Linked DNA regions of Homo sapiens: all the other regions are linked to region 2. Evidence: chromatin contacts called from ENCODE Hi-C or POLR2A ChIA-PET data. All regions are on one chromosome and are shown on one strand. Each heading gives the region's core, a stretch centred on a gene start or an enhancer-like site at or near the end of the contact. The rest is flanking DNA. Distances are from core to core; before and after follow the strand shown. Region 1 holds the start of RAB4B (RAB4B, member RAS oncogene family). Region 2 holds the start of CATSPERG (catsper channel auxiliary subunit gamma). Region 3 holds the start of NFKBID (NFKB inhibitor delta).

Region 1 (3,241 bases), core at 438-2,937, 2.4 Mb after region 2:
CAAGACCCCCATCTCTATAAAAAAAAATTTAAAATTAACTGGGCTTCATGGCATGTGTCTGTGGTCCCGGCTACTCGGGAGGCTGAGGTGGGAGGATTGCTTGATCCCAGAAGTTGAGGCTGCAGTGAGCCGTGATCATGCTACTGCACCTCAACCTGGGCGACACAATGAGACCCTGTTTCCAAAATAATAATAATAATAAAAGCAAATATGCGCTGCTGTGAGAATTAACAGAGACTTACTTGGGTGTTCAGAAAGGGCCTCTGAACAGGTGGCATTTAAGCTGAGATTCATATGACAAGGATGGAGCAGTTATGTGGAGATCAGGGAGAAGGGAGAATGCAAAGGCCTTCAGCAGGCACAAGCTTGCCATCTTCCCAGACCCTAGCTTTTAACTCCTCTTCCCCAGGTTCAGGGAGATTACTATGGAGATCTGGCTGCTCGCCTGGGCTATTTCCCCAGTAGCATTGTCCGAGAGGACCAGACCCTGAAACCTGGCAAAGTCGATGTGAAGACAGACGTGAGTGTCATGGGGGCTGGCAAGAAATGTGGGGGGAGGACCCTTAGGTTGTGGGGATGGGCAAAAATGCTCCCACACTTGGCTCCCTGGCAGCCTAGGTATGTGCGCTGGGAGAAATTCTTTCCCTGCCTCAATTTTCTCACCAGTAAAATGGGTCCAGTTGGGAGGTGCAAAGATTAGAGGGCTCTAGGCTAATTTGCATAGCACTTGTGTGGCCAGACCTGGGCCCTGCAGCTGCAGCCTTTGCTAAAACCACTAGATCCTTTGTGGTGTGACCGCTGGTTTTCTTTCCACTGTTTCCCCTTTCTCTTTTTCAGAAATGGGATTTCTACTGCCAGTGAGCTCAGCCTACCGCTGGCCCTGCCGTTTCCCCTCCTTGGCTTTATGCAAATACAATCAGCCCAGTGCAAACGGCTCGTCTCCGTGGTCTTTGGGGTGGGGTAGGGTAGGGTGGGGACTGTACAAATGAAATGTTTCTCTAGGTTGCTGAATCTAACCAATTAACCCGCTGCCTGTGGTAACGTCAGTGGTTGCTAGGCAGAGTTTCACTGATGAAAGCCCTGTGCAGTAGGAGCGCTCCTAAGCTTAGGTTTCGGACACAAGCAAAGGAAAACCTAAGCAGCCCAACTAGGGGATTGTAGTGTCCTCTCTAGACCAGTGGGAGGGAGCCAATCGGACTACGCGGAGGATATAAATCGCACAGTAAAGGTTTTCTTGGAAGATTATCTGGAAAGGGAGGTGGGAAGTAACCTGCGCCTATCTGCCCAGTTTTCCTCCTTTTCGCCTTTGAGAACAGTAATCGCTCCCGCCAGCTCAAGATCAGCTCCTCTTCCAGCCTCTTTCTGTCAATCCTGCCCGTGCCCCCTTCTTTGCATTTGTATCCCCTCCCCCAAGTCCGCTCCGATCCAATCCGGAGACTCGACTCTGCCCCCCGTACTCCAGACTAAATCCGTTCCTCGGCTCAGCTAAGCAGCTCTGCACGTCCCTTCCCACTTGCTCAGCCAATCGCTGGGCTCGGCCCCGCCCCTTTGGGCTTGGTCCTTCTCACGCCACCAATCCGCGCCTCTTGTCCCGCCCCCTGCCCGCGAGTCCGCCAATCCCGCCCTTCGGAAAGCGTCGCCTGGTATCCAGCTGCCGGAGCGGGTCGCGCCGGAGGGGGGCGGAGGCGGAAGTGGCGGTGCCGGGCCCGGGGAGTAGGAAGGAGCCGGGGCTGTAGCCGGAGTGGAGCGGCTGCCAGCCGAGGAGCAGGCGCGGCCGCGGCGCCATATTGCGGCCCTCAGCGGCCGCGACCGAGTCATGGCTGAGACCTACGGTGAGGGTGGTGGACGAAGCTGGGGTCCTGGGTCTGGGCCCAGGGAGGATGCGGCCTGTGGGAATGGGCGGGGCTTTGTAGATCAGGGGGCGGGGTCTGGTGTGATGGAGGCAGGACCTAAGTGGATGCTGGGAGGGGTTTAGTGGGTCTGAGGCTGAGCTTAATCGATTTAGGTGGAGCCTGAGGGTCTGGTGCGTGGGTTAAATAGATCTGGGGCGGGATTTGAGGGAGCTGGTCCTGAGGGGTTCAGGGAGGCCCTGAGGGAAGAGGTGGGCCTTAATGGATCTGGGCGGAGCCTGAGTGAAGGGGCGGGGCTGACTGCATGAATGGCAGGAGTCGGGCTTATGGGCTAGAGGGAACACTGAATGGAAGCTCGGGACCCTGGGGCTGATCTGGCTGGAGAGAGCTCTGGAATGGGTTTGGGGATGGGCTGTCCTTGAGTTAGGGGCAGGACTTAGTGGCAAAGGGTGGGACTTATGCATGAGAATGGAGCCGGGTTCTGGGCAGAGGGAGGGAAGGAGAGGTCGGGAAGTGGAAAATCAGTAGGGATGCACCATAGGAGGTGGTGATTGGAGGCAGGGGAAGTGCAGGTTTAGGAGTCAGAGGGAGCCGCATTCACTCAACAAATATAGAAGAGAAGGGAGAAGAGTGCAAAGACCCTGAGGTGAGAACCAGCTTGTCATTTTCAGGGAATAGACTGAAGGTCAGGAGCTATAGTGGAGTGAATGAGTCAGAGGGTGGTAGGAGGTGAAGAGGAACAAGGGCTATATCGTAGTCCTTGTTTAAATAGCTTTCAAGAGACTTTAGCGACAAAATAGCTAAGATCTGGGACTCTGGAGCCCTTGGCCTAGGTTTGAATCTCACTTCTGCCCAGCTGTGTCACTTTGGGCAAGTCAGTTAACCTTTCTGGCCTGTTACCTCATCCGGAAAATGGGAATAATTTTTAGTCTACCTCCCTCATAGAGTTTTCCTGAGGATGATGTGAGCTGTTGATGTGAGTAAAGACCTTTAGAACTGTTCCTGGCCCACAACAACACACAATTGACCCATGTAACAAACCTGCACATGTGGGCTGGGCGCGGTGGCTCATGCCTGTAATCCCAGCACTTTGGGAGGCTGAGGCAGGCGGATCACCTGAGGTCGGGAGTTTGAGACCAGCCTGACCAACATGGAGAAACCCCGTCTCTACTAAAAATACAGAATTAGCTGAGTGTGGTGGCGCATGCCTGTAATCCCAGCTACTCGGGAGGCTGAGGCAGGAGAATTGCTTGAACCTGGGAGGTGGAGGTTGCGGTGAGCCGAGATCGCGCCATTGCACTCCAGCCTGGGCAACGAAAAGTGAAACTCTGTCTCAAAAAAACAAAAACAACGACAAAAAAACCCCTGCACATGTACTCCCTGAATCTAAA
Region 2 (3,468 bases), core at 192-2,691:
CAAACTCCTGGGCTCAAGTGGTCTTCCTGCCTCAACCTCCCAGGTAGCTGGGGTCACAGGGATGGACCACCACACTGGGCTAATTTAAAAAAATTGTTAGCAACAGGGTCTTACCATATTGCCCAGGCTGGCCTCAAGCGATCCTCCTACCTCAGCCTCCCAAAGTACTGGGATTACAGGTGTGCAGCACCACATCTGGCTTAATTTTTTTTTTTTTTTTTGAGACAGGGTCTCATTCTGTCGCCCAGGCTGGAGTGCAGTGGAGGGATCTCGGCTCACTGCAACCTCCGCCTCCTGGGTTCAAGCAACTCCTGCCTCAGCCTCCCGAGTAGCTGGGATTACAGGTGCCCGCCGCCATGCCCGGCTAATTGTTGTATTTTTTGGTAGAGACAAGGTTTTATCATGTTGGCCAGGCTGGTATCCAACTTCAGACCTCAAGTGATCCGCCTGCCTCAGCTTTCCAAAGTGCTGGGATTATAGGCATGAGCCACTATGCCCAGCCAGAGACTCCATCTTTAAAACAAAAACAAAAACTCAGGGTGTGGTACCCACCAACCTGGCTTACCCAGCCTTTTAGGTGAGTCTAATGCATGCTCAAATTTGAAAACCACTGGGTTAAACGTCTGGTCTGGAGTTCATCAAAAAGTCATGGCCTGAATCCTTACCTGTAAGGCATCAGAATGCAAATGAAAATTAACTTAATGAATATTTTACTTGAGCCGGGCACACTTCCCACAACAGTATAGGATGGCTGTCCTTGTCCTGTTTTGTAGAGGACGGTGCTAAGCAGCCTATTCATTCTCACAAGGTCTCCAGGAAACCACACTTTTTTAAGGAGTAGAATTTTGGGGTAGGGCCGGGCGCAGTGGCTCACGCCTGTAATCCCAGCACTTTGGGAGGCCGAGGCGGGTGGTTCGCCTGAGGTCAGGAGTCGAGACCAGCCTGGCCAACATGATGAAACCCCGTTTCTACTAAAAATACAAAAAATAAATTAGCCAGGCGTGGTGGCGGGAGCCTATAATCCCAGCTACTCGGGAGGCTGAGGCAGGAGAATCGCTTGAATCCGGGGCAGGGGCGCGGAGGTTTCAGTGAGCCGAAATCGCGCCACTTCACACTCCAGCCTGGGAGAAAGAGCGAAACTCCGTCTCAAAAAAATATATATATATATATATTTGGGTAGGAAGCACAAGTAGGGACCGTGCTTGCTGCCAGAACAACCAATAGAAACTCCTTGAAGGCCTTCCTGGCACAAACGTAGTCTCCAGCACCCTCTGCCGACCAGGCCCCGCGCCCTCAGTGCTGAGACAGCCTCCAGCCCTCGGTGCCTTAGGGGTTGCGCGTCACCTTGGAGACCGCGTGAGAGGAGGGCGTGCCTCTGCAAAGGCGGAAGTCGGCTGTGGAAGTGTGGGCGGCCATTTTGAGACCGGGCAAGAGGGGCGGGACTGGTGCGGCCGAGTGACAGTTGACCGGTTTTAACCAAGTGACTGGTACCACGGGGCCGGGGAAAAAGCTGTGCCATCCAGGGGCGGGGGGATGCCGGGGACGGGGAGGAACTAGGAAGGGGAGGGGAAGGGGAAGGCGAGAAGGGGAGAGGCAGGGGAAAGAGGGGAAGAGTCGTGGGAGCTGGGAGAGGAGGGAAAGAGGGGAAGAGTCGTGGGAGCTGGCAGAGGAGGGAAAGGGGGAGCCGAACGTGAAGGGCGAAGGGCGGGGCGGGGCAGGAGAGTCGGGGTATAGAGCAGGCAGGTGTTAATGGCATGGGAAGGAAGAGTAAGAAGTGGGGCAAGAAGGTGTCGCGGTACGAGGGGAAGGTGAGACTCAAGAAGGTGCCGGCTAAGAAGCTGGTGCCGGCGTGGAAGGAGAAGGTGTGGGGCGAGGAAACAACGAAGGGCGAGGAAAGATCCCGAGGCGAAGAGACAGTTTTCATCGAGAAGGGGCAGGGCGAGGAGGAGGGGCGTTACCAGAGGGCGGGACGGGGCGACGGGCCCGCGCGGGAAGAACCAATCGCCGAGAACCCGGGGAAGGAACGGGTCCATAAAGACCAAGTGGAGGAGTAGGGGCGCGGTCAGGAGCGGAAGCAGAGTGAGGAGCAAGCCCCGGGCGAGAAACGGGGGCCCGGCCGGGAGCAAGAGCAGGGGCGGGGCCGGGAGCAAGAGCAGGGGCGGGGCCCGGAGACGGGCGAGACCAGGTACAGTACCCAGCCCCTGGGCAGACCCCGAGCGAGGAGAAAGCGGCGATACCAAGAGAAGTGCGAGGGTGGGGCAAGAGGTTGGGGCACAGCCGGGTGGAAGTACACGGGTGCGATCGCAGGCAGAAGCAGTACGGGGGAACTTAAGAGGGGGACTGTCAAAGCGAGAAATAGAAACCAAGACCAGGTGAAGAGCAAGAGTGGAATACAGGGAGGGGGCGGAATAAGGAGCAAGGTGAGGATAAAGTTAAAGGAAGAGACGTGGAGGCGGCGGGGCGGAACGAGGCGGAGGAGCAGGGGTGTGGCCAGAAACATTAGTAGGGCTGGGGCCCGGAGCAATAGCAGAGGTGCGATACCCACGAGGGTCGGGGGCAGGGCCAGGAGCAAGAGCAGGGGCGGGACCAGGAGCAAGTGCAGAGGCGGAGCCAGGAACAAGAGCAGAGGCGGGGCTAAAAGTCCGTGCGGGGGCAGGGCCAGGAGCAAGAGCAGGGGCGGGACCAAGAGCAAGTGCAGGGGCGGGGCCAGGAGCAAGAGCCGGGGCGTGGCCAGGAGCAAGTGCTGTGAGAGGCGCAGAAGCGAGGTGGAATCTTAAAAGTGGGCTCCAGAGAGCTGTCCGGCGCGTGGGTGTTGACTCCTGCGTTCTCCAGGTTCTAGCCACGTTATGTGCGGCCCAGCCATGTTCCCTGCCGGTCCTCCGTGGCCCAGAGTCCGAGTCGTGCAGGTGCTGTGGGCCCTGCTGGCAGTGCTCCTGGCGTCGTGGAGGCTGTGGGCGATCAAGGATTTCCAGGAATGCACCTGGCAGGTTGTCCTGAACGAGTTTAAGAGGGTAGGCGAGAGTGGTGTGAGCGACAGCTTCTTTGAGCAAGAGCCCGTGGACACAGTGAGCAGCTTGTTTCACATGCTGGTGGACTCACCCATCGACCCGAGCGAGGTGAGGGGACCAGGGTCAAGTGAACCAGAGGGATTTTGAACCCGCACTCCACTCATTTCTGGACGTGTGGCCTAACCTCTCTTTGCAGAAATACCTGGGCTTCCCTTACTACCTGAAGATCAACTACTCCTGCGAGGAAAAGGTGAGTGGGTGCAGCACGGATAGGCTCATTCTATGAGCCTTGGTTTTCCCACCTCTAACATTTTTATTTATTTATTTATTTTATTTTTTTGAGACGGAGTCTTGCGCTGTTGCCCAGACTGGAGTGCAGTGGCGCGATCTCGGCTCACTGCAACCTCCGCCTCCCGTGTTCAAGCGATGCTCCTGCCTCGGCCTCCCAAGTAGCTGGAAC
Region 3 (3,491 bases), core at 991-3,490, 2.4 Mb before region 2:
TAGCGCCACTGCACTCCAGTGCCAGGGCAACAGAGTGAGATCCTGTCTCAGAAAAAAAAAAAAAAGGGAAGAATGAGGGCCTGACTCCCAGGTGTCCCAAAGTTCTGAGAGCTGCGATGTCTGAGTCCCTTAGGGAAGGGGGATGGGGAGGCCGGGAGCTGAGAGAACTTACCAGTCACAGCCTCATTCACAGATGGGGTCAGGGGCTGCTCTGGGGGAGGGAGAAATTGTCCCTGTAGAGACAAAAGCAAAAAGGAACCCAGGTGACTTTATCTGGCAGATTCCTCCGGGTCTGTCTCGGATCTATAAGACATTTCGGTCAGGACCACCCCTCTCATCAGCCCCGAGGGCCCGGCAAGCCGCTGAGTCCCTACGGGACAGCACGGGGCCTCCGGAGAGCTGTGGCTCCCTGGCCTCACCTGCACCCCGCCAGCGTCGGGCTGCTGCTGCTGGCGGCGCCTCTGCTCTTCCAGAAGCTTCTTCACGGTTTGCGTTGGGCAGTGGCTGCGCTCACCCCTGCTCACTGTGCGGGAGAGGAGAGGGGGAAGTCATCAAGGGTCCTTAAGTCACCTAAATGCCGCGGGGGTGGCGCGCGGGGAGTGGGTTTGGGCACCCTCCTCGCCCTCCCGCGCGGAAAAACTGGCACATAGATGCCGCCTGACTCCTCCAAAGCCATTAGAAGATTTGGGGTGGGGCATCCGCCTCCGCCGTTTCCTTCCTTTTGCTCCGCACTTTCCCTCTGACCCAACTTTCCACCACCGTCGCGGAAAGTGAGGAAGGGGGAGGAGGGCACCCCTCTGCAGCAACCACCCCACTTCCGTAAAAAAATTCCACCCCCAGATATCCAAGTTTTGAAGTCAGCGGGTTGGTGGGGGGCCGGCGCCAGGCGTCACTCCCTAGACTCACATCCAGGTTCCCAACATTTTTTTCCCTAGAACCTGACCCGGAAATCAGGAGTCCCCAGCGCCCCTCCTCGAGAAGTCAAAGGCCTCACCCCGGGCCGGGAGCGGTGGCTCACGCCTGTAATCCCAACACTTTGAGAGGCCAAGGGGGGCGGATCACCTGAGGTCAGGTGGCCAACATGGTGAAACCCCGTCTCTACTAAAAATATAAAAATTAGCCGGGCGTGGTGGCAGGCGGCTGTATATCCCAGGTGAGGCAGGGGAAACACTTGAACCCGGGAGGCGGAGGTTGAGGTTGCAGTAAGCGGAGATCGCGCTACTGCACTCCAGCCTGGGCGACAGAGAGAGACTCCATTAAAAAAAAAAAAAAAAAAAAAAAAAGGCCCATCCATACAGTCTCTTTTTCAGGCCCCAGGAATCTGGACCCTCAGTTCCTTCCTCTCTAGGACCTGGGAGCCCCAGTTCCCAAACTCCTTCCCACGACTCAGAAAGACAGAACCCTCACCCTTCCGAGCCTGGGTTCCGGCGGAGGAAGGGTTAAGTGGGGATTGCGCGGGGCGGGGGCGGGAGGAGGTGGCTCGGAAACAGCCCCGACGCGGCGCGCTGACGCCACGGCGCTCACGCAAGGGAATCTTCCATCCTCCCCTTCCCCCCAAGTCCTGTGCCCCAGGTGTCCTGCTCCGAGGCGGGGCGCGCGGCCGATCGTGGCGCTCGTGGAATCCCCGCGCAAGGGGAATTCCTGCTCAGCCCCGCACGGGTGGCCATCCGGAAATCCCAGGGCGGGGCAGAGGCAGGGTCACCGCCAGCGTAGACCCTGAGGCCAGGCTCCGGACCCTTCCCCACCGAGACCCACGCCGATTTTAAGCAACCACGCCCCCCCCCCCCCCCCCCGCACTCAGCCTAGTCCCTGCTTCTAGGGGTAGGAGTCTCGGTTGCCAGCAACCCCTAGCACCTCCAAGGACCCAGAGATCCAGCCTCCCAAGCCTCCCAGCCCTTGCACCCTCGGGGCCCTGCGATCCTGGATCCCCAGGCCCCTGCACCCCCAGGACCCAGAAGTCTGGGATCCCAGCCGCCCCTCTGTCACGATCCACGATCCCCTCCTCCTCCAAACACCTAGGGCCCTCACTCTCGGGATAAAGGACTGACGCTTCAGCTCCGTCCCTCAGGGCCTCGGGAGTCTTTCGATCCTCAGTCCCTCACTCTCTTAGGGGGCCGAACGCGTCCTGCCCGCGCCCATTACCTCGGGGATTCCGTGGCGTGGATTGCGGGCCCCCAGGGCCGCGGCCTCGGCGCTGCGCCAGCCTCGCTGTTTCCCCCGCGGAGCCGCCGCCGGGTCCCCGATCTTGGGTCCGGTACCCGCGAGTTTTTAAACTAGGGGTTATGGCACCGCCCAGTCCTGGGCAGGGCCCGCCCACAGGCCTGGGAGTCCCCGGGTCGCGCTCCGGCGAACGCAGTCCCTGAATGGGCGCGGCGGACTTGGGAGGCGGACTACTCAGTCCCCCCGGGAAGGAGGGAGCTGGGGTCCAGATCTTTGCTCTGAAGGAGCCTAGGGCACCGGGCTCCAAGAGGAGGGAGAAACCGGGGGGCCTGGATTTCTTTTCTTTTCTTTTTCTTTTTTTTCTTTTCTTTTTTTTTTTTTTTTTTTTTTGTTGTTGTTTTTGAGAAGGAGTCTCTGTCGCCCAGGCTGGAGTGCAATGGTGCGATCTCTGCAAACTCCGCCTCCTGAATTAAAGCGATTCTCCTGCCTCAGCCTCCCGAGTAGCTGACACTACAGGTGCTGGACACCATGCCTGGCTAATTTTTGTATTTTTAGGAGAGATGGGGTTTCACCGTGTTGGCCAGGCTGGTCTCGAACTCCTGGCCTCAGGTGACCCGCCTGCCTTGGCCTCCCAAAGTGCTGGGATTACAGGCTTGAGCCATGGTGCCTGGCTGGGGCCTGGATTTCTGGGTCTGTGTCTAAGGGGGTGCTGGAGGCTTTGTCTCCTGGGTCCTGCCCATGGGGGTAGGGGTAGGAGTGGGGATGGAGATGGGGTGGGGGCAGGGAGAATATTACTGGGTCCAGAGGGAGGCAGGACTGGGGGTCTAGACTCCCAGAGGAAGGGTCTGTGGGTAAGGGTATAGGGTGTGGCTCAATTTCTCCCTCTCCCCTACATCACCCTTTTTAGAGGTCTGGTTTCATTTACTCATTCATCATTTAAAATAATTTATTGCAGCAGAGGAGGCATTTTGCTGTGTATTGTGAACTAAGCAGGCAGGAATTCCCAGCCCTGGAGCTGGCATTCCAGTGGGAGGCCACTCTCAGTTTCACTTGGTGACCTTTCACAGCACTGACCATGTTGGCCCTATTTCTCCCCTGCTTGCTTGCTTTTCTATTTTATTTTATTATTACATTTTTATTGTTAGAGAGAGGGTCTCATTCTGTCGCCCAGGCTGGAGTGCAGTGGCAAAGTGGTGAGATCTCGGCTCACTGCAACCTCCACTTGCCTCAGTCTCCCAAGTAGCTGGGATTACAGGAGCCTGACACCATGCCCGGGTAATTTTTGTATTTTTGTAGAGACGGGGTTTCACCATATTGGCTTGAACTCCTGA

What was found. A loop is a pair of places that touch in the nucleus more often than their neighbours do. ChIA-PET counts read pairs that join two places held with the same protein, here RNA polymerase II (POLR2A). Pooled maps may share reads with other maps.
Region 1: a loop to region 2 is called in a pooled map, with 20 times the contacts of the local background. The contact joins the promoter of RAB4B here to the promoter of CATSPERG in region 2. A Hi-C loop is called at or near these places in 1 of 37 single-sample maps with no recorded cell type and 6 of 50 pooled maps. POLR2A ChIA-PET finds 5 or more read pairs at or near these places in 1 of 52 experiments (activated CD4-positive, alpha-beta T cell).
Region 3: a loop to region 2 is called in a map with no recorded cell type, with 29 times the contacts of the local background. The contact joins the promoter of NFKBID here to the promoter of CATSPERG in region 2. A Hi-C loop is called at or near these places in 2 of 37 single-sample maps with no recorded cell type and 7 of 50 pooled maps.

The regions. Positions count from the first base shown.
Region 1 is chr19:40,776,560-40,779,800 of GRCh38, forward strand. It overlaps RAB4B (RAB4B, member RAS oncogene family), which reads left to right and starts at 1,688. Exons shown (of 8, transcript NM_016154.5): 1 at 1,688-1,832. The coding sequence starts at 1,817. It overlaps MIA (MIA SH3 domain containing), which reads left to right. Exons shown (of 4, transcript NM_006533.4): 3 at 410-520; 4 at 838-931. The coding sequence ends at 861. MIA-RAB4B (MIA-RAB4B readthrough (NMD candidate)) reads left to right here. Exons shown (of 10, transcript NR_037775.1): 3 at 410-520. RAB4B-EGLN2 (RAB4B-EGLN2 readthrough (NMD candidate)) reads left to right here and starts at 1,660. Exons shown (of 12, transcript NR_037791.1): 1 at 1,660-1,832. RefSeq lists silencers at 822-951, 1,502-1,741 and enhancers at 1,802-1,871, 2,759-3,241.
Region 2 is chr19:38,334,389-38,337,856 of GRCh38, forward strand. CATSPERG (catsper channel auxiliary subunit gamma) reads left to right here and starts at 1,442. Exons shown (of 29, transcript NM_021185.5): 1 at 1,442-1,487; 2 at 2,833-3,116; 3 at 3,205-3,258. The coding sequence starts at 2,847. RefSeq lists enhancers at 1,181-1,475, 1,280-1,489 and silencers at 1,610-1,689, 2,060-2,229.
Region 3 is chr19:35,898,300-35,901,790 of GRCh38, forward strand. NFKBID (NFKB inhibitor delta) reads right to left here and starts at 2,241. Exons shown (of 12, transcript NM_139239.5): 1 at 2,143-2,241; 2 at 420-523; 3 at 173-233. The coding sequence starts at 2,203. RefSeq lists enhancers at 1-528, 529-1,100, 1,113-1,669, 1,515-1,764, 1,670-2,225 and a silencer at 2,125-2,274.